Regions from separate parts of the Homo sapiens genome. Here region 1 is linked to region 2. Evidence: chromatin loops called from intact Hi-C (ENCODE). Cell type or tissue: heart left ventricle. All regions are shown on one strand.

Region 1 (2,500 bases), 100 kb after region 2:
CAGAACATCCTATTGTCTTCTTTCATATTAAGTTTTCTAATTTAAAATGCTGCATCTGTGTTTTACATTTTTTAAAGCAAGCACCATGACAGCAGGGATTTGATTTTATTTTCTGCTATCTACCGAGTCCCTAGCACAGAGCTTCGCACATAGTAGGTACTTAGTAATATTTGTGAACAGTTGGATGAATGAGTCCCTAATAATAAGTAAAAAGTGACTGTATAATTTTTATTTTATGTATTAAAATGAAGGTACAGTGATACCTTTTTATAATGAACTAATGAAAGGAGGCTCATGAATTAATGAAAAATATATAACATATGACTTTTAAAAACTACAATGCAGTTTTATTGTTTCAATGAAGAACATTGTATAATTTGGTTATGCATGCCACCCATTGCTTCTAACCCCACACTCCTTTCTAAGAGATTCCATCCATACTCTCACACCCCTAGCTCAGCTCATTGGACCAGGGATGGAAACTGACCCAAGCTGGGCAAATTAGATTCTCCCTGTTCAGAATTTAGAATCAGGAAACTGAGAAACAGATCTTTAAAGTAACTGCATTCATCTATCTGTCAAATGTTTTTCAAGAATCTAGAATGAGCTGATTATTGGAGATATGATGAGGAAGATACCTTGAAGGTTTTTACAATCATCTGAGAAAACTGATGAATAAAGCTGCTGCTGAAATTCAGAGTGTTGAGTGCTGTGATATAGGTAATATAGGATGTAAGTACTATAGAAGCATATAGGAGAGGTCCCTTATTCAATCTTGGGAAGGATGAGAAGCTTCCCAGGGGAGGTGATATCTTAGATGGAAGAAAGCTTTATAGATCCAGGGGAGAGTGGAGGTGAGGGGGATGGCATTCTAATCAGATGGAACAGAAAATGCAAACAGTGCATTCAGTCTGGTGTGCAAGAGTTATGCTGAGGGTGGAATGTGGTCTCCATCATGAAGGCCCTTGTCAGCCTAAGCGAAGTGTGGGCTTTATCTTGAGGGCAATGAGAGTCCTGAACAATTTGTTGTTGTTGTTGTTGTTGAGACAGAGTCTCACTCTGTCGCCTAGGTTGGAGTGCAATGGCGCGATCTCGGCTCACTGCAACCTCCACCTCCTGGGTTCAAGCAATTCTCCTGCTTAGCCTCCCAAGTGGCTGGGATTACAGGCACCCACCAGCATGCCCGGCTAATTTTTTTTTTTTTTTTTTTTGTATATTTAGTAGAGACGGGGTTTCACCATGTTGGCCAGGCTGGTCTCGAACTCCTGACCTCAGGTGATCCACCCGTCTCAGCTTTCCAAAGTGCTGAGATTACAGGCATGAGCCATCATGCCCGGCCCTGAACAAGTTTTTTTAGCAGAGGAGTGACACGTTCAGATTTGCATTCTAGAAAAATTTCTGTGGTCTTAGCAGGAGAAAGGTTTTAGAAGCAGATGGATCAGTTAAAAGATTGCTATAGAAATTTGGACAAGAAAGGATGATGGCAGGAATAAGTTGACAACAGTGGGAAGAGACAGGGTGGATGTTTAAAGTGATATTTAGGATGATGATGGGAAGGGAGAGAGGAATTAAGCATAAATTCCAGGTTTAAGGCTTAGACTAGCAATAGATAGTGGAGTCACCCACTAAGACAGGATACACATGAGGGAGCTCAAGGAAGAGATTGAGGCTGGAGACATAAACATGAGCATTATCTGCATATAGTTAATTCAAACCTTTGGGTGAGTTTGTGGAGTGAGAAAAGAAGAGGTTTATGGATGGAACCCTAAGTAACTCCACCTTTGAAGTAGCTGGGTGAGGAAGAAAAACCCACAAAAGAGCTTGAGGAGATGCGTCCAGGGAGCCCATTGGAAATACAAGGAAGAGTGAAGTCACAGAAACCAATGGATGAAAGCTTTTCTAGAAAGTTCTAAACAGTGTCAGTGCTCTCACAAAAGGACCTAAACAAGCACAACTCCAAATGTAATTAACTGCTTGTGCATATCTAACAAACATGAATATTTCTCTTAAGTAAGCATTATTCTCAGTAATCTTATTCACAGCCTCGATTTGCTTGTCTCAAGAATGCTTTGAAAATTCTCTAAGAGTGAAGTCTGAATTCGTGAAGGTTTTCCAAATTTGGTTTTCAAATGTTATTACGTGTCGGTTCGTGAAGTGCATTTGAATGTCAGAGTTGAGAATGTGGAAAAAAGTAGACATAAGGAAACTTATTTTAAAAATGTTTTTCAACTTTAAGGAAAGCATCTAACAACCCACTACGTTTAGCATTTCATGTGTGTTTATGACCTGTCAAAAACTGCCAGAAATTTACTTGTGAGCAAGAAGTAAAAGATGTTGCCTGTTTGTTATCTTTCAGAGCGTCCAAATTCTGAAAGCCACTTTGCAACCCAAAAAGAACTTTCCTTCATCAGTGGACATATGTCAAAGAAGAGAAACATTAGTAATAGGATCCAGGCCATGTAATGTTCATTAAACAATTAGATGCTGGTGCCAGTGTGTA
Region 2 (2,500 bases):
GGTCTCTCACATGTAGAAAGGATAGTGGAGAGTGAGGACAGGTAGAAATGGGAAGGGAGATACCCCATAAAGACACACTCTGACAAGACACTGCTTGAAGGGGTCATACAAAGTTTCTGGCAATGATACAGAGTCCTGGAAACATCCAGAGCCATTAGGTAGTGGAGTGGGCTGTGGGGTCTCCTTCCATAGACACAAGTCCACCTTGGGTCTTCCAGATGCAGGCCACAATGAGCCACCCACAGCTGGAAGGCTCCGAATCAGTCATTCTATTCCTACTCTCTCAGAGAACAATGGAACAAGGTCAACTGAATTCCAAATAAAAGACAAAAGCAAGATAAATCTACCATCTCCATCCATGTCATCATCACAGGCATCTCCTCTTCCATCCCCATCGGTGTCTTTCTGGTCGTTATTTAAGACACTCAGGCAGTTATCACAGGCATCCCCAAAGATATCTTTATCGCTGTTCCTTTGGTCCACATTATGAATCAGGACACAGTTATCCTAAAAGATGAAAGGACAGAACATCACTCAGACTTTTACTAAATCCACTTCCTCCATTGTTGTGAAGCATCAGCACTCTGGTGGCCCAAGTTTGTCAGTTTTATATTTCAAACATCTGTGAATCTTATAGGGTAAAAAGCTGCAGTGCTGTGGAATGCAGGCATGGAAACTAACATTTGGGATGATTCATATACATAGTTGACATCACAGGCTTTCTCCCATCATCCCTGGTACGTGGCAATTCACAGGCCCTCCCAGCGAAGCAGGTACCTGCTCATTCAGGATCCCATCTCCGTCAGCATCCTCGTCACAAGCGTCGCCAATGCCATCTCTGTCTGCATCTTCTTGGCCAGAATTTGGCACATATTTGCAGTTGTCCTTAGGGGGAAAATGCAGTTCCGAGTGACATCCTACATTTGTGTTAAGCCAGTAACTGTTTCTGACCTCAAGACACTGTGGCTTTATTGTTGGTGGCTGTTTCACTTCCTCTGAGATGCAGCTACTTTACAAGTACAATTTTAAATTAGATCCACAGAACCTCTCCCCATAGAAGATGTGACTTTGGAAAGCCACAGTGCATGTGTGCCTACTGCCACCCCACACCCCTTACCTTTTTACAGTTCCTGGCAGAGCATGGCAGTTCTTCGTCGGGGTAACTGTCGATGTCCACATCCTTTCCACAGATATAGCCATCTCCAGCCCAACCGACTCCACACTGTAAAGGGAAAGCCCATCAGAGGCCTGGGAAGCTGAGCCTGGCAGGAAGCTGGTGGCTGACAAGGGCCTCTCTGCTCCTTTGCTCAATCCCAGGGGGAGGGCCCAGAGTCACTCAGCCTTGTTGGGTGGGGCTTAGAAACTATTTAATTGCACTTGAATAGTGTAATGGTTCACTATTCAAAGATATAAAGGGAGACTCAGAGAGAAAACTCTCCCTCCCACTCCCACTTCCAGGAACAGGCAGAGCAGCAGAAGGGAGATGGGAGGAGGGGACCCAGAAGGTCACAGGGAACTGGAAACGCAGAGGGAGAGAAAGCTGACCTGGGACGGGAGGTAAAGGAAGGAAGAGGGAGAGAGTCTGAGGAGCAGAGTCTGGGCCAAGGGAAATCAGACTTATGTGAGCACAGGTTAAATTTCCTGGCCTCACCACCCAAAAGCTTTCAGACCAGTGACTTCCTCAGCCACAGCCTGCTTATTCTCAATCATCTGTGCTCTCCCTCTGCAACCAGGATTTAGGAGGCAGAACTCCAGAGAGACCCTCCCGGGCTCCTGGTTCCTGCTCACTTGCCCCAGCAGGGCCTTTGGAAGGCCTGGAAGGCTGATCCACGAGGCTGATCCTTGACTCACTTTAATGAGGAAAAAATGTCCTCTAGGAACAAATACATTTTTAATGAGCTATTTTCTGGCAGATTCAATTATTTTAGTAGTCACGCCAAGTTTATTAATCCTTTACCATCTGTCGTTGTGCCTTATTACAAATTCAAAAACATATTAAGAGCCCCATCACCCATCATCCCAGGGGAGTTGTCAATTTGTTCACAGAAAATGGGGATTTCAACAGAGATATACACTTGTTTCTCAATGACTGCTTTTTGGTAATAAACAAGCCCAACCATGAGGAATTCAGGAAATTGCTGGGGTTATTCCCCCTCTGATACACCACATTCTTCCATCTGACCTTGTTACAGAATATCTGTATTGCCAAGGAGGGCTGACTTCATTATATTTATTTATTAACTCATTTTTGACTCTTATTTTTCCTATTTGAAAAGTGGTAGGCTCATTGTGGAAAATTGTGTATGCATAAAGATAAAGAAGCATAACTTTGAGATAAAGATGGAAAAGGGCTCCGAGAATCCATCTTGCTACTCAGGGGTGATCACTGTGAACCAGTGACCCCAGAGTCTGACGGGCCACCGGCCGAGGGCCTGGCATCCCAGGAAGTGCAGAGGAGGGGGGCAGCTGAAGTCTGCTGATTTTTCAGTGCCTAGGATCC

Evidence for each region. A loop is a pair of places that touch in the nucleus more often than their neighbours do. Peaks named below come from ENCODE experiments on the same cell type or tissue, not always from the same donor. Only the 100,000 strongest peaks of a DNase experiment are listed, where the experiment ranks them.
Region 1: it touches region 2 in a loop (2.2-fold over the local background); 2 of 110 quality-filtered maps call a loop at or near these places.

The regions. Positions count from the first base shown.
Region 1 is chr5:79,964,036-79,966,535 of GRCh38, reverse strand. The region is part of intron 2 of LINC01455 (long intergenic non-protein coding RNA 1455); the gene reads right to left. The region is part of intron 2 of LOC105379048 (a long non-coding RNA gene); the gene reads right to left. Among named protein-coding and RNA genes, the nearest start is that of MTX3, 26 kb to the left of the region's middle. In heart left ventricle, no CTCF peak of the experiment used is centred here; no DNase peak of the experiment used is centred here.
Region 2 is chr5:80,069,028-80,071,527 of GRCh38, reverse strand. THBS4 (thrombospondin 4) reads right to left here. Exons shown (of 22, transcript NM_003248.6): 11 at 1,118-1,222; 12 at 778-885; 13 at 348-507. The region is part of intron 6 of THBS4-AS1 (THBS4 antisense RNA 1); the gene reads left to right. Among named protein-coding and RNA genes, the nearest start is that of THBS4-AS1, 13 kb to the left of the region's middle. RefSeq lists an enhancer at 140-1,339. In heart left ventricle, no CTCF peak of the experiment used is centred here; DNase peaks (open chromatin) are centred at 1,307 and 1,787; H3K27ac peaks cover 1,085 bases.